Linked DNA regions of Mus musculus: all the other regions are linked to region 1. Evidence: chromatin loops called from intact Hi-C (ENCODE). Cell type or tissue: heart. All regions are shown on one strand.

Region 1 (8,000 bases):
GATTTCTGAGTTCGAGGCCAGCCTGGTCTACAAAGTGAGTTCCAGGACAGCCAAGGCTACACCCTGTCTTGAAAGAAAGAGAGAGAGAGAGAGAGAGAGAGAGAGAGAGAGAGAGAGAGAGAGAGAGGAAGAGAGAAAGAAACCAAACAAACAAAAATAAAACACACCAAAGCATCTTGCCAATCATCTAAATGAAAGACTAAAGCCTTGGTACCACAGAGACAGAGTCTCAAATTCAGTCTAACTATACAACCATGGACAGAGTACTTAGCCATTTTGAAGCTCAATTTCTTCGTCTATAAAGTGAGGATACTATGATTGACTCCATTATTCTCACCTTAGAGAGGAACCCATATCCCAGAGTAAAGCTGGGTCACTACCCCCCTTCCTCCTCTCAGCATTCAGGGTCCTGATAGAAACAAGAACAGAATTTTTAACTAGAAGGTTGCAAGGTAGAATCGAAAGTTAACATAAACCTAAAGGGATAGAGCTGGGCACAGTGTTCTGGGTATTTAGGAGGCTAAAGCAGCACAATAGCTTGGACCTGGGAGTTGAAAGTGAGCCCAGAAACACACCAAAACCTATATCTTAAAATAATGATCATGACAACATGTCTTAGCTAGGGTTCACTGCTGTGAACAGACACCATGACCAAGGCAACTCTTATAAGGACAACACTTACTTAGAGTTGCTTACAGGTTCAGAGGCTCAGTTCATTATCGTCAAGGCAAGAGCATGGCAGTTTCCAGCAGGAGCAGAGAGTTCTACATCTTCATCTGAAGGCTAATGGAAGATTCCCTTCCAGGCAGCTAGAATGAGGTTCTTAAGCCCAGGTCCACAGTGACACACTGACTCCAACAAGGCCACACCTACTCCAACAAGGCCACACCTACTCCAACAAGATCACACCTTCTAATAGTGCCACTCCCTGGGCCAAGCATATACAAACCATAACACAACATTAAGGACCTAGGGTTGTTAGTTAGTACAACGGAAACATACTTCAAATCTGTATCCCTTGAGAAAATAACTCCATGAAATCCAGCTGTAAGGCATTTTCTCAGTTAATGATCAAGGGTGAGAGGGCCCATTGTGGGTGGTGCCATCCCTAGGCTGGTAGTCCTGGGTTCTATAAGAGAGCAAGCTGAGCAAGCCAGGGGAAGCAAGCCAGTGAGTAACATCCCTCTCATGGCCTCTGCATCATCTCCTGTTTGTTACCTGCTGAGTAAACCCTTTCCTCCCCAACTTGCTTCTTGATCATGATGTTTGTACAGGAAGAGAAACCCTAAGACATGTAAAATTTGTGTGCTTTAAGAAAAATATACCATGTTTTAATGTAATTTATTTATTCTGTGTGTGTGTGTGTGTGTGTGTGTGTGTGTGTGTGTGTGTTGGCTTGAGCATGCCACAACACTTCTGTGGAGGTCAAAGGAAGAGTATGAGAGTTTCTTTTCTCCTTCCACCACGTGTGTTCCGGGGTTGGAACTCTGGTCATGGGATTTTTGAGACAAGCACTTTACCCACTAAGCCATCTCTCTAACCTAGATAGTCTGTATTGTTTCCAGGGTTAAAAACATCACAGATGTATTAAATGTTTCCTAGAATGAAAGAATGTACTCTTGTTCTAGAACATTCATTTAACACACATCCAGAACAATAGGAATAAGGCAGCTCTGTAGGGCAGACTTTGTGTATACGTACGTACGTGCGTGTGTGTGTGTGTGTGTGTGTGTGTGTGTGTGTGTACACATTCATGAATTCAGCCCCCCTTTCTGTATCCCAAGCATACTATTTTGTATTTCTGCTTTCATGTGTTCAAGCATGGGGCGGCCCTCCACAGAAGTCAGACAGACCAATACTTCAACTTCCTGGACTCTTGGACGGCGGGCCAGCATAAACTTGTTTCTTTTACAGGTTACCAAGTGTCTAGCATCCAATTACAGCAACAGAGAGCAAACAAAGACACACTCCAATGCAATGGCATTGAAAAGAGGTCCACTTCAGAGATGACTAGATAGTGAGGTCTCTGCTATTGTGGGGCAATTAAGCTTGCTGCCATAACTACAAAATATGTACAGCTGAAGACATGACCACAAAAAGAGACTTCCTGGAAACCAAGTATAGAATGATAGAGCCAAGTCTGGGGTATGGGGGAATGACCTCGTTTCAGCAGAAGATAGGAGAAACATATATTGTAATGGGATTTAGAAGAGGGGTTCGGGAGTGATGTAAAACCACCACCACCATCATCATCATCAATAGGTAAACAAATGAAGGACAACAGTCACACACCAGATGTGGCTGCTGGTGAGTGGAGAGTAGCCATCTGTGGTATTAACAGGCACAGCTCTGATTAACTGTGCAGAAAGCAGAGTGGTGAGCTGTGCAGACCACAGGATCGCTGGTGCCAACCACGTCTCTGGAAGAGCTTGACAGAAAGGAGGTTAATGCTGTAGGCTGAGTGGGCTGCGGGCCCAGGCACTGTGGCTTGCCCTTGGTGGGGTGAGGGGGTTGGGGAGAGACAATGATCAGAGCTCTTATCCTGTGATAATTGCTAGCTGTTCTAGCCAAAATACAAGATGGAAAAGTCTTGACGTAAAGAAAACACTAGATGTTTTCTTCCAAAAAAGACTCGTCACTTTATCTGTGGAAAAATAAAACCCTATCAGTGAAAGGAGAGCCCTATTCTTCTCCTTCTTCCTCCTTCTCCTCTTCCTCCTTCTCCTCTCGCAGCCTCTACCCCAATCTCAGACAGGCAGACAGGACCAGGCTGGCATCAAACTTGCCATCTTCCACCTCAGCTTCCCAAGCGGGGCTTCTTCAGTGTATCTATTGCGCCCAGCACCTTACCTTCAATACAGCATTCATCAAATAAATAGTTTCCTCCTTTGTGATTTGGACTTTGTGAAATGGGACTGAAGGTGTTGGTCTTAGGAACACCAGATGAGTTCATCAGCCAATGAGGAAGCTAGAAAGTAAAAAGGGAGAGAAATGAGGTTGGGTGGGGGTGGGGTGGGTTTGTAATGCAGCTGGAGTTCCACAAATGAAAGCTAAACAGGCTTCTGAGGAGTCAGCCAGTGAGACGGCTCAGTAAGTAAAGAGCCGCAGGAAAGAAATGACTCTCCCAAGTTGTCCTTGGCCATCCACCCTGACCCTGCCATGCACCTACTCTAAAATGAGTAAGTGTGTTAAAGATGTTTCCTGTTCATGTTTAAGTTTCCATTACAGCAGCTTCTGCCCTTTAAGCGTTCCATCCTGATACCGAGCAGACAGGGAAAGGAACTGGAAATGGAACGGAGGATTTTCCTCCGGCAAGGGCAGAAGCCATCGCCAGTTCATCTCCGTCTCCGTCAGAGGGCAATGTTGTGAGAGCCACTGCTGGTCCCGTGTACACAATGGCGCAATCACAGACGGGTTTGGGAACTGATGACAAAAACATTACCTGTTAAAAATGTACAAGCCTGTCTTCAAGTCACTCAGCAAGAGAAGACCCAGCCCTCGGCTCAAGCAAGGTACTCATAGTACAGTTGAGAAAACAGAAAATGCAATCCAGAAGAGCTTCCTGTCTGATGTAGCAATCACACAAAGCATGTAAACAACATCTAGTGGTGGAGGGGCCAGCCATAGAGAAGCAAGGAAATGTCATGGGGGTTGTTTACGTCAGTTAGGAGCTTCTAAAGGCAACTGACTTCATAGAACACATCTCAAAGTACCAAGAAAACATCCGCAAACTGCACATAAGTATCAAGGCGAGTCAGTAGATACCAGACAGATGAGCCACAATGCATCATCAGGCTGCAAGGATGGAGGCTCTGGATGGAGCCAAGGAAAATATCAGGAGTTAGTGGATAACCATGTCTTCCTGGGCACTGGTCTATCAGGCAGGAGCCCCTCCAATGATTCACCGGGTACCACCAGCCCTTAGCTTAGGCACCTGTCCCTAACACAGTGCTATAACCACCCTAGTGTGGTTGGACTATAGATGTGGATGGGCAAGATGAGGTAAGTGGTCCAGTCCCTCCCTTCTCCCTCCTCCTCCCGACCCAACATGGAGAGCTAGAGCTAGTGAGACGGGATGAAGAGAACAGGGAACCTAAGGAGCCAGATGAAAGTTGTACATCTTTGGATCTTACCTTTAAAAGCTGCAAACAAGACATATAGCAGTGTTACTAGGGACGAAGTATCTATGCTATACGACTGTGACCCCAGTATGTTTGGATTTCCCTATTACACATTCACCAAGCTATGCATGGTGATAAACAGATGAACTGGTGGATCTATCAATAGCTACACACACACACACACACACACACACACACACACACACACACACGCATCAAAAGAAGCTACCTTTGCTAGGGCATATTGTGGCCATGAACCACTAACCTAATCTTTTAATAAAATTACCTTCACAGCAAACACCACAATTTCCCCATTTCCCAGATGTGGAAACACAGGCCTCAAGACATTTAAGCAACAAGTGCAGGTCCATCCAGTTTGAAAGGCTCTAGGGAAGCCGATCTCAGCCTTACGCCTGTGCTCCCTGCCTATACGAACCCCGGAGTCAACTAAGTCTCCTGTCCTACTTTCTAGAGCTTGTTTGGTAAATGTTTAAGCTTAGTTGTCAAGAAAAGCAAAAGATTATTTAGTAACAGGGAAAAGCTGAACATTGAGCAATCTGCCGACTTTTATGAGAGGTCTTACTGTAAGCCTATTTTAAAACTAAAAGTGCTCCATAAACGTGCCTACCAGCCTGTTACTACACTTGCGTTAAAGGAGCGGTCATTAAGGAGATCACAGTACAGAGGAGGTGACTTCAGCCACAGTCTTAGAGCAGAGACAAAAAGGAGCTCATAAAGTTTTCATTCCTGAGAAGTTCAAAGGCATTGTTACCCTGCCTCAACAGCACTATAAACCTGGATGCAGTCCTGACCATGAGGCCTGGTACCTCACAGATGTTCAGTCAACAGTCCTGAGTTGTGTTGTGTTGTGTTGTGTTGTGTTGTGTTGTGTTATATTCAGAGACAGATTCTTACCATCAAGTCGAAGCTGGCCTGGAACTCATTTTATAGCTCAGGCTGGCCTCAGACTCATGATCTTCCGGCCTCTCAGCCTGCTGAGGCATGTGTCACATGTCTGGCCCTGAATGACTGTTAGATGTGTTCCTTCTCCATCTTTAACATGATAAGAAAAAATACCAATTAACATGTGATGTGGTTTTTATCTGTCCAACTCAGTTCTGTACAACTTTTATTTACGTCAGTGGTTTAGATGCCTACGGACACCTCATCCGTCATCTTCCTAGGGCCGCCAGTCATGACGTCATAACCTCTCACCAGACTCCCAGAGCAGATGCTCCGGACTGAGGCCGATCCTGCTGTGTTCGTGTGTAGCGCATTCTTCTGGGTTATTCATTGCTGTTCTTTGTAACATTACCTGTGTCCAGAGGCTTGGCTCCCCAGCTTCTCATACCCCTGATCTCACCCTTCCTCGCCAACAGGAAGTTTCTATTTTGTATAGAAACTTACAAGATGGTGTGAGAGGCCTTTCCCTTTCTCGCCTGTTAAATTCTAACTCTCCGCCCTCACCACATCACAGAGTCTAGCCATCTCCCCGGGGCAGTCTCTGCCAGCTGGACCAGGCCTGATCTTGTTCCATGAGTGTTTGAAGAGGGAGTCCTATAAGGAAATATTGCTCTCTTTTCGAGGTTGCTTTGCCTCCATGGAGGGTGAGGGTGGGCGTCATAGGGAGAAAAAAAAATGCAGCTAATCTGAGGAAGCATGGTTGGTTATTTACTACCACATAACCTTCAAAAGATTTCACTGAAAAAAAGGGGAGCCAGCTATTTGTGCAGTTGTCAGTCCAGATAATTGCTCTTGCCCTTCATAACCGGAAAGCTCAGGCTTAGATGCAAAGGGATAGCTTGACCCCTTCACTTTACTAGAATGTTGAGCAGTGAGTCTTGAAGGTCATGACCTGCTGAAGGCAGTGTATTTTATATCACTGATATCCTGATTTTTGTTAGTATTGCTTTGTGTTCTCACCACATAGCTGCAGCTAGCCATGAATTCACTACATACCCCATCCTGCCCTTGAACCTGAAGTCCTCCTGCCTCTGCCTTCTGAGTGCTGGCAATAGAGGAATGTGCCACAAATCACCTACTTTCTAAGTCATTGATGCACTTTGCCTGAACATGTGACTATCCCTAGCTAACCTTTGTGGCATAGGAGGAAATCTGTCAATAGCTTTTTGAAATATGACTCTGACTCTGAGGTTTTGGCTTATCAGTGTAGGTGAACTGAGTTTCGGGCAGAATGCTTGTGTGAAGGTTACAAAAAAAAATCACCTTGTTTTAGAAATGTTATGATCTGAAACAAGTGCTCAAAAGGCCAAAGGCAGCAGGTAAAAGATGGGCACCAGCCTTGTGTGAGGCTCATGTTGATGGCTGCCTTTCCAAAGGATGGAAGGAATACCCTCTACCTCCCTCAGAGACCTTAAAAGTATAGTAACTAAACTGGATGTGGTGATACACAATTGTAATCCCAGTGCTTAGGAGGCAGAGGCAGGAGGATCAGGAGTTTGAGGCCAGCCTTGGATATACAGAAGGTTCAGGGCCAGTTTGGGATACACAAGAAGAAAAATAATGTGTGCATGCCCGTGTGTGTGTATGTGTGTGTGTGTGTGTGTGTGTGTGTGTGTGTGTGTGTGTAGTGTATATTTAATATATAATAATAGGTAATAAATAATGTATATTATTTTATAATATGATATGGTGTGTTTAGAGAGAGAGATACTAGAGATAATTATATACAATAAATAAAAACCAAAGCAAATGGTACATAGTAAAACAGATTCTGTCATACACAAAAGGTAACACTACTCTAAAACGTGCTAAGGCCATAACATGTGAATATCTATGATATCTAACATTTGTTAGGTACAAATCACAGAGACAGCATGGCAGCCAATGTGGACCAATGGCTTGTTCTCACACAAAAGCAGCTCTGAAGGGATACAGTCACCAGAGACCTAAGTCCTCAGTCTTTTACTTCTGCTCCCCCACATCTCCGTGTGGCTGCTGAAATTCCAGCTATCCCATCTACCTCCCAGGAGAGAAAGGAGAAAAGGGACAGAGAGAACGTGCATCTTCATTCCAAAAGCCATGTGCATAGAATTGCCATATTTGGCAAATGAAAATACAAAACTACTGGGGGCTGGAGAGATGGCTCAGCGGTTAAGAGTACCAGCTGTTCTTGCAGAAGCCCTGAGTTCAGCTCCCAGGACACACATGGCAATTCACAACAGTGTAACTCCAGTTCTAGGGGACCTAACACCCTCTTCTAGCCTCCACAGCTATCAAGTATGCACATACATGCATGCAGGCAAAACACCCCTACACACCCCTAATGAAGGAGCTAGAGAAAGTACTCAAGGAGCTAAAGGGGTCTGCAACCCTATAGGAGGAACAACGATATGAACTAACCAGTACCCCCGAGAGCTGTGTCTCTAGTTGCATATGTAGCAGAAGATGGCCTAGTCGGCCATCATTGCGAAGAGACGCCCTTGGTACTGCGAAGATCATATGCCCCAGTACAGGGGAATGCTAGGGTCAGGAAGCAGGAGTGAGTGGGTTGGGCAGCAGGGTGGGGGGAGAGTATAGGGGGCTTTAGGGATAGCATTTGAAATGTAAATAAAGAAAATATCTAATAAAAAACCTGAAAAAATAAAACCACCCCTACACATAAGATAAAAATAAATAAACCATTAGAAATATAAAAATACTATAGCAAGCACAACACACACACATGCACGCACACACATACTTGTAATTTAAAATTATTTTGTTTGCCAAAATTCAAATTTATGTAAGCGCCCTGTCCTGTGACACTCTTACTATGAGAGAGGTTAGGAGATGTCATCTCTTAGACACGAATTTTGCCATGCTAGAATTGTTTCTACAGAAGAAAAAAAATAGAGTAAATATTGAATAAGGAGCCAA
Region 2 (8,000 bases), 71 kb after region 1:
TGTATGCCACTTGGTAACAAGGCTGTCCCCACTGCATCGGAATTCGGCTTTTTTTATCAAAGAAGGGAAGAGTTTGAGCAAAGTTCCTCACTCCTTCTGTCTGTCTGGAAGCAGTGGCCTTGAACTCACTCGCTCTCACCCTTCCCCAGAGCCAGGAGGCAGGGGGCAGAGGAAAGGCCTTACTTCAAACCTTTCCCTCCTCCACAGGAAGTTGTACATCTGGGCTAAGTAGAAACAGAATGTCAGTGCCAAGTTTATACAGCCGGCTGGCAGGTACAAGAAAACATGCTCAGATCATTTCATGAATATGATGTGACTCACTAATGCATGCCGAACCTCCTGAGTTAGAAACTACATTTATTCATCAGCAATAACTCCTCTATTGACCTAGGAGCTCGCTGTGTAGGCTAAACCAGATGGAACATATTCTGTGGAGAACGCACAGTATGAACCTTCGCCTGGAGATACGAACAGGAATCATGGAACCCCCCGCCCCCAGATCTACATCAAATTGTCCTATCTATTTCCCTTAAGGAATGCTGTCTTGGTAGACACAGAAAGGCTAATATCATGTTTTTGTTCATAGGTGGAAGCTAGGTTTATATATGCGGGTGTGTTTATATGTGCGTGTAACAGACATATTTGTTTTGGTAACAAAAGTAGGAAACTGATCATGAGAGAGGAGGAAGAAATCGTGAGGGAGGCAGGAAATAGAGTAATGGAATGCATGAAACTGGAAAAAAAGAGTGAGGACTAACTGTGTGGAGGAAGAGGACCACCCAGAGTGAGGAGGGAGCACGGGAGGGCCGGGGAAAGAGGGATGAATGAAAACAATGTATGATAATGCATATGCATAAACCTGCCAGGATTAAGCCCATTACTTGGTATGCTAATCTTTAAAGGTTTTTAAATTATAAGGTGTGGACTACAGCTATGGCTTCACGGGTAAAGGATTTGCTGTGCAAGTCTGAGATCTGAGCTGGGTCTCCAGAAGCCACGTCAAACCATCACGGCAGCAGATATATGTTAGGACGTACTCCTCCTGCAAGTCAGGAGGCAGACACAGGAGAATCCGCGGATGCTCCTGACCCAGCTGGTCCAGCCTGGTGTACATACACAGTGGCACACAACAACCGGCTAACTCCAAGAAGGTGGAACTGGACAACTGACACCCAAGAGTATCTTCTGACTTCCTCTCGTGTGCCATGGCAATAAGTGCCTCAAGCAGACAAACGTGCATATATACACACACAGACAAGCATACCTAGGAGGGGGGATTGGAAGTATAAAATAAGGAAAGAGAGGGAGGAAGGGAGGGAGGGAGGGAGGGAGGGAGGGAGGGAGGGAGGGAGGGAGGGAGGGAGGGAGGGAGTAACCACTGTCAGAGGAGTACTTAGCCAGGAAGAATTCTCCCAAGAGCTGTTTGCTGGGAGTTAGCAGAGATCACTCTCACTTTGGGGTTTGAAGTGTCCTGTGATAGAGTGGAGTGTGGTGGGTTGTCGTGGTCTGATCGATGAACCCGTTTTTTTAGTCTATCCCTCTTTCCCTCACCAAGTTCTCGCTTTATGCACCAGCGATGGTCTCTTGTGCCCAACCGGGAGAACCAAGCTGTGTAGCACAAACTGAGTTCCAGGGAATATGGAGTAGAGAGATTTCAAGTTAAGCTGATCAATTATGTGATGGAAATAAATTCATGTCAGCTCTGAGACACTCTGTCCTTACAAAAGACCACCAGCAGCCTCTCTTCGTCTCTCCTCCCTATTCCCTCTGACCATCCAGTCCCTTTCTCTCCCCCAACCCTCCACAATCCCTATTTAATTAGATTGCAGTTCAAAAAGGAACGGACTGTAGGTTATTTATTCACAGTCGTGTCCTGTGAATTCAATCCAGTGTTGTCAGCTTTCAGAGGGATGAATATTTCAAGCCATAGCTCTAATTGAGCTCGGAGCCCTTTTATGGATATTTCACGGAAGAGCTAAATACAAAGAAGAAAAGAAAACTGGCCCAAGTCTACCTCAGCAGGAAAGCAGCCTGGGTCCAGAGTGGCTGCAGTGGCTCCTTCCAAGTGAACACTGACAGCTTTCCTTCCTCGCGTGGTGTGCTTACTTCTCTTAGTCCCTTCTTCTTCTGCCCCAGACCTGGGAAATAATTTCTCATACCCTCTGTCAGCCCCAAACCATCCATCCCCACCTTACACCTGGTGTCCCCACAGTGGATGTCCTTCTGCCCACCAGGTTTTGTTTAAAGAGACAGCAGAAGCTGCTGGGGTCAAAAGTGCCCGGAGAGTTCTTCAACAAGTGTTTGGGAAGCTCAACCCTTGAGAGCAGAAAGTTGATAGCACCTCAACATGTGGAGACTCTTGCTCCTCACCACCCCACCCCTGCTCCCCACCCCACCCCCACTCCCCGCTCCCCACTCCCCGCTCCCCACTCCCCACTCCAAGAGCTTCAAAACTCCAAGGCAGCAGAAAACACATTTGTTATAAGTGTGCTCTGAAAACGAAACTTGGCATCTGAAAAAGCCCCTGGGCGTGATAAATATCATCTTACTGAGAGAGTAGGTGTGTCAGGGAGGGAAAGACAGAGAGAGAGAGAGAGAGAGAGAGAGAGAGAGAGAGAGAGAGAGAGAGAGAGAGAGAGAGAGAGAGAGAGAAGAGGACAATGTTAGATGGAGAGGAGCACAGACTGCCCCCAAATGGAAAGGGGACAGCCCTAATGCATTACAGGGCCCACCAACTCCGAGCCTGTCCTTTAGATGTTGGAAGTAACATCAAGACAAGAAAATGGCTCTGGGGCACATGTGCCAACCAGGTCTTCCTTTCAGGGCTGAGACCTTCTCTCTCTACATTGGCACTTTTACTCTCTGATGGCTCCCAGTTCCCAGGGGTAACCCAGTCAGGCCTCTACTGCAATTACCTGTCAAGTTCATCTCTTCCTTCTCCCTTACTCCCATCCAGAGAATCCCACTACTAAAAACCTCCCGGGTGAAAAACCGCAGCCTGTTTCCATGGAATCCATCGCTAAAGCCATCCTGAGTGAGTCACCACTGGATTGTTCTAAATAAATTGAGGCCCATCCTGGAGGCAGTGGGGGTGAGTCCCACACATACGGCATGGCTGTCCTACAGGGCTTAAATGGAATGAGTATCAATATAGAGTTGTACTGGCTGCTCTGTCACACATGTCGGAGAAAACACGGGCAATATCACAATCTGAAGACTGCTTTGCCTTCTCGATGCAAAGAAAGGAGAAACCAACTTTCCACATCTGGAAATAATCACAGCTAGCCCTCAGTATCATTGTCGGCTAGGCTGTTCTGATCATCAGAGCCAAGCCATCCTGTTCCTCTGTCAGGCGTAAACAATCGATCACACAGAGCAGCCATGGCAGACAGGCTTGCTTGTGGGCACTGATAAAGTGAATCAAAATGAGACCATCACATGACTTATTTTGTCTATGTTCAGACAAAAACAAACAAACAAACAAACAAACAAACAGGATCACTGTAACCCTAAAACACCCTCAGCACAGGATCACCTGGATTCCTGGTGCCATCCAATGTAGACCCAAAAGCCCAGTTTCTCCTCAGATCTTCCCACCAAAGCCCACAATTAGGACAGGTCTTTTCTAACACTGCTGCTGAACCCATGTCCCCATGATGCTGTCCCCTTGATTAACAAGGAACGGATCGATCAACAAGGAACTGATGTTTGCTCATCATCAGTTTGTTCCCAGGGTCCTTGGGGAAGACCTATATAGTGCGGAGCTGTAGATGGTTATGCTGCTGTCCCTGCAGAGGAGTCCAAGAGGATGGTGAGACTTTTCCAGGCGAAGCAGGGTCAGACAGAAGTCATTCCGACAGAGGAAGCAATGAGAAATGGGTGGGGATCATCGTTATGGAGAATGAGGAGTCTTTGTGGAGTGGGTTGGGGTGGACTGAGAAGGAGCTGACTAAACCTGGAGATCCTTGGTGATAAAATCGCATCCTACAAGAGGTCAGAGGAATAGGCAAGAAGAGTTGTAAACTGGAAACGTGTTTGAAGAAGAATTCCTGGACTGGCTCAAATTCTATTTCTCTTAAACCTGTTCTTTACTGGGGGCTGAAAGAAAAGGCACTTGCCATACTCACACCACTAATTTCATACTTTGTGTTTTCCAACCTGAAGTTGAGGGCCAGACAGCCCCAAATCCCTTTCCCTGGGATATCATGAATTCTGAGAAGACTTTGTTGTGGCTCGCAGCTCCCAGACCTTGGTAACTGGCATTCCACACATAATTCCTCTCAACTCCTCAGGGTCAAAGAGTGTCAGTTAGTCATTTCCTCTCTGGTTATAGTTTGTAACGGAAGAGCTTTACCACATGTCCCTAGCCCGATGAGCCTTCCAGATGTCCTGTCAGGCAGGCCAATGTCTTCCCGCTTCCTCTCAGGAAAGGATGGCTGAAACCAGCAAGCCACAGGTGGCTTCAGGGAATCTCATTGTGGAGCTTGGCCTGCTCCTATATATATGTGGGTCCCTCTCCATTGTGGGTTTCCCCCTCCCACACTGACATCCTTCCGCAGGAAGTTACAGCTGAGTCCTCCAGACAGTGGGACTCCTTCTGTCCTGTGGACTTAAGTTTTGCTTGTACCACAAACCTTCCCACCTTCATGAATCCTAGCTTGCCCTGTCTCATTCCCCAAGGCTTTGTCTGCAGTATCTGCATTTGGGTTTTCTTGTCTTGCCAAATGGTTTTTTTTTGTGTGAGGGTATCCTCAAAGTTCTGCTAAGTCTCTTGAAGATGCTGAAGAAGACTGCAGTGTCACCCGAAAATGCTCTGTCAGGGAATGCTGGGAACATTATGCCATCCCAGTTTTAGGCTTCTACCTCATACAGGCCTCAGTAAGCCACAGTATAGTCTGTGCCTTAAAACACACGTAGCATCACAATGTTTTTACACTTATCATATATTCACACTCCGTATCGTTTTGAGTTCCCACTTACTGTTGATGTAGGCAAAGCCCTTAGAAAAGCGCTGGTTAATACCATAAAAATATTAGCTGCCTTATTTGCATTATTATTAATGTATGAATTTAGATAGTTTCTTGTAATTGCTTTATGGTGATCTAGTATTGATCTTACTATATTTTATTCCAAAATTGGTGGATATTAAGGTTGCTTCCAACTTTTTATAATCATTGTCAATGCATCTAAAATATTTTTAACATATTATATTCATTTATCCAAGAGTTGTTATTAAAGGTATTTGGTTTGGTTTGGTTTGGTTTGGTTTGGTTTGGTTTTGGGGTTTTTTGGTTTTTGGTTTTGGAGTTTTTGTGGGTTTTTTTTGTCTTGTTTTGTTTTTTGATGTTTTGAGAGTTGATATTTTCTTGGTTGGCTGTAAGAATATGTTTATGTTTATGTTTTCTTTCTGGCTAGCGTGCCTATGCCTAGTAAGACATAGAATTCCTGAATTTTCTACAGAAATTTGACAACCCACACGATTTCTAAAGATTTGTAGATGCAGGGTGATAACCTTGGCTTAACTTACAGTTTTAAAAATGTTGCTGTTGCTGTAGTTTACGAATGAGTCATGTCGGCTTCCCCTTTAGCCCACACTTATTTGACATTATCTACTGGCTCTTAACTTTTTATGGAGTCAGGGACTGTTTAAGGATGTCCCTCAGGAAAATGCATGGGGCCCGGCATCACCCTCTATATGAGCATCGGAAGGCTTCAGAGAGCCCTGGCGGTTATCTACGGCCACCCTCTGAACACGTATCTCCTGCTTCTATTCCATTCCATTTTGGTTTTAGAATATCTATTTGATCACATCCACCCAACCCCCACACATCTCCCTACCACCTTCAAGTAGTTTAGGTTTGGGTTCATTTGTTCTATAACATGCTGAGTCCAGTTAATGGTCAATGGTCTTGTTGGCTTGACCTCGTACAGGACTTATACAGGTAATCATGGCTACAGTGTGTCCACAAGTGCCAATATAACCCTTGGGAGCACTCCTCCCCATCCTCCAGCTCTTCCTTCCCTTCTACGTACTCTACTGAGGCATCCGTAAGCCTCACTGGGGAGGGATTGGCACAGACACCCCATTTAAGGCTGAACCTCAGGTATATCTCCAACCTTTAGCCAGCCCCGGGCCTCTGCATAAACTGCTGCCCACTACAGGAAGATCTGCCTGTACTTAGGTAGATCCTTCGGATTTTTTAGTCCTGAGATTCCAGGGTCCCTACCTCCAGGGATTGTGACTGAGGAGTTCTCCATGGTAACTGAGGCTTGGTGTGTGTGGGTCATCATTTTCAGAAAGGCAGCTTTGGGAGTATCTGGATTCTCAAAGCGCTCCTGTTCTGCCTTCTAAAGCTTGCTCTTCTTTCTATAGCTATGAAGGAAAGGATAAAATCACAACTTTAATACATAAAAGTTTTACTGGCCTCCAAATTAAGGCTGCAGCTATTTAGTTCCAGGGTTACTGTGGGAGGGTAGATCTTCAGCTTCTTGGCTTAGATGGGAGCCAGAGGCAATCCACGCTTAGAATCGGGTGTCATACAAAGGAAAATAAGACAGATACAAAAGGAAGAGGAGGAAGAGGAGGAGGAGGAGGAGGAGGAAGAGGAGGGCAGGGAGTGAGGAAATTCTAAGCCATGCAGAAAATGGAACATACGAAGTATCCTCTAGTTAAGCATGAACAGCTTGTGTTTGGAATGGTTTGTGTTTCTAATTTTATAGCAAAAGTGAGCTCATTTTTCTCCCCTCTGCCAGTTACTTTGAGGATTCTTTTGTGAAAAAAAAAAAAAAAGAAGGAAATAAATTTAGCCTCCTCTCAGATTCACATTCACATAACTGATTCTGTTATAAGATAATGTCCATTGCCTCACTTGCAAATAAGATACTTTTTGTTCATTTAAAAATCTAGTGTCACTGGGTGTGGCATGCTCTTAATCCGAGAATTCAAGAGGCAGAAGCAGGCAGATCTCTGTGAGTTCAGGGCCAATCTGGTCTACATAGAGAGTTACAGACCAGCCAAGCCTACAAGTGAGACTCTGTCTCAATATATATTTACACAATGTACACACACACACACATACAAACATACACATACCCACAGTGTTAAGGGGGGATAGGAAGCAGTAAATTTATAGACCATTTTGAGAACAGCTAAGAATCTGGTTTGTTGGTGGTAATGATGTCTCTCTTGCACACATATACACAAGCGTATGCACACACACACACACACATACACACACACACACACATAGTATTCAGGACGGCAGGAAGCAGAAAATGTATGGACCATTTTAAGCCATTTAAAGACCAACTAAGAATCCTGTGTGTTAGTGATGATGATGTCACACACACACACACACACACACACACACACACACACACACACACCTCACACCTCTCTTCCTTAGGCTGCAAGTATCAAGAGAGTTAATCCTTGCTTTTGACTCAGTCATGTGCAAGGTTGCTCTCCTCGGAGAGGTTCGGTGCCAGCATCCTCTTTAGCCTTTGACGGCATCCATCCGGCTCTGTTAGTGATGCCAGGAACAAGAATCAGGAGCCAGTTCTAGGACTTAGAATGACTCACTGGGTAACTTCGGTGTGGCAACAATAGAAAAGTGACTCGGTTGTTCTGTTTGTGAAACTGGGACAGTGATGCTGGCAGCCTGCCTCTCACAGGGATGAGACAGGACCAGGGTTTCCAGATCTCAGGGGCTCTGGGGCATGGGTGTTACAGGGGGTGGGGGGTGGATGAAGAGGGGGTGGAAGAAGTCAGTGGCAGACAACCCAACTAAGAACTACAGGATGTCTCCCAGCCTGCCCGACAGACTGGATGTATGTGCTCTGTAGAGTGAAGAAAAGTATTGAAGTCAGTGCCTGGCCTTTGTCCCCATGACCCCAGAATACGAGAGGGAGCATGTGTCCCCCCAAGGCCTCCTCGGGCTCTCTACTGTGTTCACTTGACCGTAAAGTGCTTCTCAAGTGCCGCTTGCAGAGTCTAGGCT
Region 3 (8,000 bases), 100 kb after region 1:
AATTTATTTTATATGTAAAATATGTTGTCTATTATTTTAATATATAATATACATTTTATATATAAAAATTATACACACACACACACATATATGCTTACCCTTGTCTCTCCCTGATCCCAGACCTACCCCAGCCATTAGCCACAATACCTCAAGATCTGTGCTTCCATCCAGGAAGCATGGGAAGCAATGGGGTCAGGGACAGCATTTATAGGGAGTCTGTGTGATCACTTCAGTTATCAGAAGGAAGTGGTTTGCGTCAACATGTCTTAGTAGCTAGTGTTGGTTTAGACTTTGGAAATCTAACCCCAAGTGGTTTATTTTAGGCATATTTCAGTGTAGCACAGTTTGGTGAGATCTTCCTGGTGATAATTAATTCAATCCCACAAGCTCAGTAAAGCTTAAGATGTGAATGCATCAAGATTCGTTGTAAAGTACATATAACGCCTGTTAAAGCGTGGGCTTTTCTATGCCTGACCTTGCTCTGAATAAATGACACAGAGACCTTTATATTATTTAACAAGCTTCAGGTACTATAGTTGGGCAGAGTTTAAGCTATTCTACCCTGATAATGCTGGTCTTGCCTACTTTCCAGCCATATGGCGCCTTACCTGCCAGTTTTTGGTCTCTCCCTGGCCTTCATTTGTGTCCCAATAGCGACTCACCAGGTCCCACCTGAGATCTTCTCCCCTCCCCACCCCCTCACGGAAGTCCCGCCTCTCCTGCCCAGTTATAAGCTGTTACGCTCTATATTAACCAATCAGAAGGTGATGGAAAGCAATATCTTACAAAATAGCGAATCAGGAAATGCTCCATAATAATGACAGTTCCAAAGTCCAGACAGCCACCAGGTCTCTAGATACTGACATCAGCATTTAATACACCGTGCACAAAAACATCCCACAGACAACTTTCCACAAAGTTCCGCAGAGTGACAACCTCACAGTAAGGGCCGGATCCAGTGTGGTCGCAGCCACACAGACAGCACACAGGTCACCAAGCTCTTAGCCATTTCCAGTCCCAGCCTTCTGGGCAGATTGCAGGCTATCCACTTTTCCCTTTGAAGGGTCAACTCGTATGATGAACATCCAGGTCCCCTAACGCTTGTCGGTGAGCGCAAAGACCTCCGTGCCTCCGACAGGCACCCACCCCGGGAGAGACGGAGGCTGCTCTAACGTGTAACTCTTCACCTTGGCAAAGTCGAGCCTTGCCATTCTCCCAGAATCTAAATATAGGCAGATTGTTAAATGAACCCGAAGCTCTCCACAGCTTCCTTTTGGGTTTTAATTCAGCCATTGGCCAACAACGATCACCTCAAAGGCTAGCCCGCCCCTCTCCCTCTCCAGAGGTCAGAGGAGAGGGTAAGGCTGAAAGTCCAAGTTGTTGCTTCACTTGGCTGTTTCCCTTGGCAACCAGCCTCTGTCTGAAGACTACCCAAGAGGCCCTAAACATCAGAAATCCCGTTAGCATCCAAAAGTCACATCATTTCTGAGAACTGACACGCGGTTTGGTGTAGCTGTATGCCAGGAAGTGGGATACAGACCAAAATATCCATATTTTTTTTTCTACTATGTCAAATCTGCTCACATTCTAAAAAGCCGTAACGATGTCATTTCCAAAGGAGGGGCCGTCCTTCTACACACAACTCCCCTCACGGCGATTGCAAGTTCTTACTATCTATTTTTAAATATCTGTGCACAGAAAAGGAAACAAAATACGAGAAGCACTTCACAGATCCAGACGCGCTTGTCTGGGTTTGGGTCGCTTAGCTGTTTTGGAAAGCTGTTCCCACAGCCCTGAGCAGTAACAGCCAATTGTATAGTTGCCCACAGCAACCCCAAAAGGTTAGGACCATAGCCTCGCTGAGAAGGAGCCGGGACTTATGCCCAAAGTAGAAACATTAAATAGGAGGAGGGTCCTGAAGGAATATTTTGGTCATTGCCAAAGAAATAAAAAGGATGACCTCTCCCCACATACACACTGAAAATTAGATTAAACCAGATGAGAACAGTAGATGTGTTCCCCAGGGCCAAGAAGAGAGAATGTCCTTGGTGGTTAGGGCATGAAGGCTAAGGAATCTGCAAGGGAGATGGGTTGTCTATTGGCCTTCCTTTGGGGTGTGTGGGACAATTTTAGAGTATTGAAAGCTACTTCGTGTATCTGGCCTCCTTTAGCGAGCAATCAAATGTCACCAATCCTTGCTACAATCTTTCTTCCTGTGGTTTCCACTCACCCTGGCCCCAAAATTGTACATAAAAAAAGAAAAAAAAAACCTGCTGAAATAAATGATTCGTACGTTTTCAATAATTTCTATATAGCACGTTGGCATGTGTTCTATTTTACAATGAAATGGTTTAAATAGTAATAATTCGCCAGAGCATATTCCCCAGGGTGAGTTGCACAGTCTGTCAGGGCAGGGGAGGCTAGAGGAGTTGGTCGCAGTATGAGCAGTGTGACTTCTCACATCACGGGGGACCTGAAAGTGGGGTACTAGACCAGAGGCAGGGGTGGATTTAACCCTCAAAGGCCTTCCCTACTTCAGCCAGCCAGGCCATCCACTGAAGACTCGTGGCCTCCAGAATGCTGTCAGCAATCTCATTCCATAGCCATCTGCTCCCCCTTCCTGAGAGGACTGCTACACTCAGGTCAAGAAGGCCTCTGCGGGCAGGCAGACCTGCTGGGCTCTCTCTTCCCAGGACATCACATTCTATGCTTATCCCATTTCTATGCCCTGCCCACCTTCGTGGCATCTGGGTGTGAAATAGGCATCTTTACCTCAGCCCGGGAGTGAAGTCTCCTTGGATAGATCAAACTCTGAATAAACAAATTTGCTACACTTTCCTCTCATTGGTCTATCTACTGTGACATTTGTCTTATTTAGGGTTACTATTGCTGTGACGAAACACCACGACCAAAATCAACTCAGGGGGAGGGGAAGGGGGGAGTGGGGAGTGTTCATTTGGCTTATATTTCCCCATTTAGCCCATTACTGAAGGAAGTCAGGACAGAAACTCAAGCAGGGCAGGAACCTGGAGGCTGGAGCTGATGCAGAGGCCATGGAGCAGGGCTGTTTAGTGGCTTGCTCCTCAGGGCTTGTTCTGCCTACTTTCTTATAGAACTCAGTACTACAAGCATGGGGGATGGCGCCACCCACCATGGCCTGGACCCTCCCCCATCAAGCACTAATTAAGACTTGCCTACAGGCCCATCTCAAGGAGGCTTTTCAGGAATTGAGGTTCCTTCCTCTCTGATAAATGTAGCGTTTGTCAAGTTGACATAAAACTACCCAGCACAATTATAAAGGGGAGGAAAGGACACCCTTTTCTGTCACTACACTTGTTTAAAAGTAAAATAAAAAGAAAACGTTTAAAAAGTCTTCCAAAGTCAACACTTAAAGAACTACTGTGGAGAAAGAAACATTTCCCCACTACAAGACTTCTCAGAGTCTTTAGTACACTGCTGGCCATGAAAACTCTCCAAGGAGTTACCAAGATTTCAGGCCAGGCTAGATTACAGAGAGACCCTGTCAAATCAAACACTGACCACAAACTGACTTAACTCAAGTTCTGTGCGTCACAGAATGTTTCAAAAATGATCGCACACCTCCCCCGCAAAGAAGGCAAGCTATTCTGTGTTTAAAGTCCTTGATGAATGGACAGCCGTGTAGCAATGAGGTGGACAAAGGGTATAACGTCAGGGAAACAGTCTGGGTGGGGAACCGCAGCAAGGTCTACCTGCTCAGTTTCTCCGTCTCTGTGCTGTGTCCCTCCTGGGAATGACACAGAACCTCTCTCGAACAAACTCACCCCCATCTGCTACCAAAGCAAGCCTGTCAGAATTTTTCTTTAAGCCCGCTTCTACATAGAAAGGCAGTAGGAACCCCGAGTGGTGGAGGCACTTGGACACAATTCAGCCATGACCAGCACCTGTCACTGGCCTGTCAGTGCGCAGGCTCGGGTTTCTCTTTTCCTCTCATCTGTGCCCCAGAGCGCCTAGGTGGGTCCTTGGCTGGCCTCACCCTGATGCTCACTGCGCAGATGCAGAGCTAGTGGCGGCATTTCCATTTTTGGTTTCCAGAGTCAGCCCCTGCCTGCAAGGAGCTCTTCATGTCTCCCAGCTCCTTCCGCTAGCTGATGGAGGAAGTCGTTCTGTGGCAATGTGGCCAGCTGCTAGGCTGCTGCTAGGTTCATTACGCGATGAAAATGTCTTTTACAGTCCTGAAATCAACCCCCACCATTTTTCCCACGGTGATGCTGTCATTACCCTCCGCTTGGCGGAAATGTTTGCGATCCCCAACTTCCGTTTGGATGGAGATGTTGGAAGAACTGAGTCTGCACTAGCCTGCAGGTTTTCCAGGGAGGGGTCACGAGGACACTGCTTTTTAAGCCACTTCCTTTTTTTTTTTTTTTTTAAACAAAAACTTAACTCGAGCCTATTGGGTTTCTGCAAGTTATATATCCCAACACGGCATGCACTGCACAGAGCATTTTACTTTTTCACCTTCAAAGCCAAGAGGAAGGAGTCTAGTGGGAGGCGAACTGGATGCTGATTAAAGCCACAAAGACCAGTCTTATCGGACTCTCCTTCCGCCTGTGTGTGGGGGGGGGGGGGGCGGGGGGGTTGGGTTTTTTTGAGATAAGGGTTCAGTGTGAATCCCAGGCTGGTCTGATACTCTCGGCAATCCTCCACTTTGTTCTCCCAAGTAATTGAATTATTAGGTGTATGCCACCATGCCTGGCTCTTGCCACTTTGCTGTTTTGTCTGGTTGGGAGCGCTTGGCTTTTGTTGCTTCGGTTTTTTTCATACAGCATCTGTCCATCCAATTCAGGCTGGCTTGAAACTATGTAACTCAGGCTGGCTTTGAACGCTCCATCCTCCCGGCCCAGCTTCCCCAGTGCTCAGTTAGCTGGCCTGTGCAGCTCTTGCTCTTGTTTCCTGACAGGCTTCTGAGCTTCTGTTGTATGCCCTCTGCTTGATTTGTACTCTCAGGATTTACTGGCTATACTTAGTATTGGAAAGGGTACCAAGTCTAGATCAGCAAGTTATCAATGGGACTGTATGCAGGAGTTGAGTTAGAGTCAGGCAGAGAACTTGGTGGTATGTTGTCTTGAGGATTAAATAAGAAAATGCAGGTAACTCCAGCATGTGCAACAGAAGCACTTAACACTATTACTACGTTTAAATAGTAATAACCACCAGAGAGAGAGAGAGAGAGAGAGAGAGAGAGAGAGAGAGAGAGAGAGAGAGAGAGAGAGAGAGCACGCTAGGGATATGACTTCATTGGTAAAGTGTCTACCATACAAGCGTGGGACCCTGCCATCAGTCTACATGAACCATGTCAAAAAGCCAGGCACAGCAGCATGCCCTTGTAAGCCTAGCACTGGGGGTGTGGAGACAGAAGGAGGCCTGGGTGAGCTAATCTAGCCAGTCAGTGAGCTCCAGGTTCTCTGGGAGATGCTGTCTCAAAAAACAGGGTGGAGAACAACTGAGGAATCCACTTCCAACCTCTGCACACACCCTCACACATATACATGTGCACACACACACACACACACACACACACATTAAAGCCATACTCTGCAGTATAAGAGGTGCTAGCCCTGTGCTGGCAAGGCCTGGAAGTGTCACAGGGAGCGGGGGGGGGGGGGGGGGGAGCAGGTGCACCTGTCAGCAACTGCCCCCATGCTACCTGTGATTTTGGACAAGTTCCCGAAGCCTCCAAACCTCCCTATCTTTTCATCTGAAGACACATGAGTCTCTCAGGGGTGTCACAGGAAGGGAGCTGAGTGGACAAATGTCACCTGAAATGTCCAAACTGCTCTGCAGGGCTAGTGAGTCAGCATAATAGTTTGTTAGATGAGTAAAATACATAAACGCAGTCTCTTAAGTTTCTGGAGGGTTTTTTCTTTTTAAAGAAAGCTTTTATAACTCATTATTTGAATATATATATATATATAGGTATATACTATGTGTATATCATATATATACTATGTATATATGTTGTATACATGTGACACATATGTGATACATATATGTGATGATATATATGTGTATATATATATATGGTCAGGCTGGTCACATTCATTCCTTCTACTTCCATCATTGCCCCTCCAAAAAACAACACACCCACAAGTCCCAACCCCACTCTTATCTTTTTTAGTGTTCTTTTTATTTTTTCACTTTGTGACCCATTGGGATGACAAGGGCACAGGTGTGCAGCTCTTCACTGCAGCATGAGGGACTCAGCAGTCTACCTCTGAAGACAATGACTTCCTCTTCTCCAGAAACCCTTGACTGCCATAGTTACCCTGGGCAGGCCAGAATCCCAGAAGCTCAGAAGCCCAGGAGCCCCCCTATGTATAAGGAAGAGAAGCAAACATTGTCCCAATGTCACTAATGTTGGAGAGGTTAAAGGTCACCACCCCACAATTGTGTTCTCTGCTCCCTGCATTGTGGACCACTATACTATTGTTAGAGACTATGGTCTGAATCCCTCTGGCCACCCAAAAGAATGGCTGGACATAGCTGTTGTTAGAGTGCCTGCCAAGTGTTTGTGAAGTCCTAGGCTCAATCCCCAGCAGCGCATTAACCCGACATGATAGTACATAGCATTTAATCCCAGCACTGGGGAAATAAAAGCAGGAGAATCAGAAATTCAAGGTCACCTTCAACTACATAGCAAGTTCAAAGCCAGCTTGGGACACTCGAGGTCCATCCTTAAAAATTAAGTCACACAGCTGAGACCCTGAAATGTGCACTAGCACCTTCATGTACAATTTTCACCTGTTTTCCTCCCATTCTTTGCTATACATGGTCCTTGGAAGAAGAATTTGTAGTCTCTTCAGGTTGATTATTCCATATCTTGTCTCCTAAATCTTAGTAGTAAACTGCATGGGAGATGTCTAGCTGCCAATCTCAATTACAATCCCTCAACTCTCCAAAACAGTTGCTGTTAAAACACCATGTGACAGAACTTAATCTCTCTTCCCCAACCCTGAGTTACAAAATGTCTCAATTGTGAGTGATATTGCTGTTTCCAGAATGAAATCTATCTTGGTTACCTCTAGTCAGCCAGATAGAATCATTAAAATGACCACCATCATGAACAACCACAAAAAGCTTCAGAGAAATTTGTTTCTCAGGACCTGGGCTCAAAGCATTTCTGATACTAGATATCTCCAAGAGTCAGGCCACTGTCAGACAGAGCAATGTCCAGGGAGCCAGGCCCTTTTGGTCTGAGGCTAGAGTGTCTTTCAGCTCTTAGAAGGACACACACATGAATAAAGAGATAATGAAAGATTTTCGTAAGAGTCCACATAGGGTCTTAGTCAGTAAAGTGAACCTGGTACATTCTTCAGCATCCACAAAAGGTCAGTCATGGTGGCTCATAGTCCCAGCTAGGGCTGTGGACAGAAAAAGACAGAAGGTTCCCTTGGGCATGATGACCAACCAATATAGTCATTGGTGGATCTCAGATCAGTAAGAGACCCTGTCTCAAAAACTAAATTGGAGAGAAATTAAGGAAGACACCCACTGTCTCCAGTCTTATAACACACACACCCAATAAATAAATAAACAAACAAATAAATCTTTATACTTGATTGTCACAGATATTTGTTACAGTATGAGAAATGGATTAAGACACACTATGAAAGAGCACTTTTCTCTTGTGCTTTCTCTTCAGACACGTGAGAGGAATTTACATATGAACAGGAAAGAAGAAAAGTCTGGCTGTTATGAAAAGAACATATGATCACGGATAAGCAAGACTGTGGTAGGATATAGAGTCCTTTGATGCCCAGGAGTGTTACAACTGCATATTGTAGAAGATCTATTTTCAGCTTGTTGAGAAACCTGTACATTAACATTCACAGTGGCTACACAAGTGTGCACTTTTACCAGCAATGAAGGTGTTGTTTTTCTTCTCTTTTTCCTCCTCCTCCTCCTCCTCCTCCTCCTCCTCCTCCTCCTCCTTCTTCTTCTTCTTCTTCTTCTTCTTCTTC

What was found. A loop is a pair of places that touch in the nucleus more often than their neighbours do. Peaks named below come from ENCODE experiments on the same cell type or tissue, not always from the same donor. Only the 100,000 strongest peaks of a DNase experiment are listed, where the experiment ranks them.
Region 2: a loop joins it to region 1, with 3 times the contacts of the local background. A loop is called at or near these places in 6 of 42 quality-filtered maps.
Region 3: it touches region 1 in a loop (1.9-fold over the local background); 4 of 42 quality-filtered maps call a loop at or near these places.

What each region holds. Positions count from the first base shown.
Region 1 is chr10:95,775,477-95,783,476 of GRCm38, reverse strand. 4732465J04Rik (a long non-coding RNA gene) reads right to left here. Exons shown (of 5, transcript XR_380952.1): 3 at 4,408-4,595; 4 at 2,851-2,968. Among named protein-coding and RNA genes, the nearest start is that of 4732465J04Rik, 6.3 kb to the right of the region's middle. In heart, a CTCF peak has its summit at 3,342; a DNase peak (open chromatin) is centred at 3,246; H3K27ac peaks cover 929 bases.
Region 2 is chr10:95,704,622-95,712,621 of GRCm38, reverse strand. No RefSeq gene overlaps it. Among named protein-coding and RNA genes, the nearest start is that of Gm47708, 22 kb to the left of the region's middle. In heart, no CTCF peak of the experiment used is centred here; a DNase peak (open chromatin) is centred at 4,451; H3K27ac peaks cover 1,447 bases.
Region 3 is chr10:95,673,979-95,681,978 of GRCm38, reverse strand. No RefSeq gene overlaps it. Among named protein-coding and RNA genes, the nearest start is that of Gm33336, 46 kb to the right of the region's middle. In heart, no CTCF peak of the experiment used is centred here; DNase peaks (open chromatin) are centred at 1,058, 1,388, 3,118 and 4,148; H3K4me3 peaks cover 2,007 bases; H3K27ac peaks cover 3,979 bases.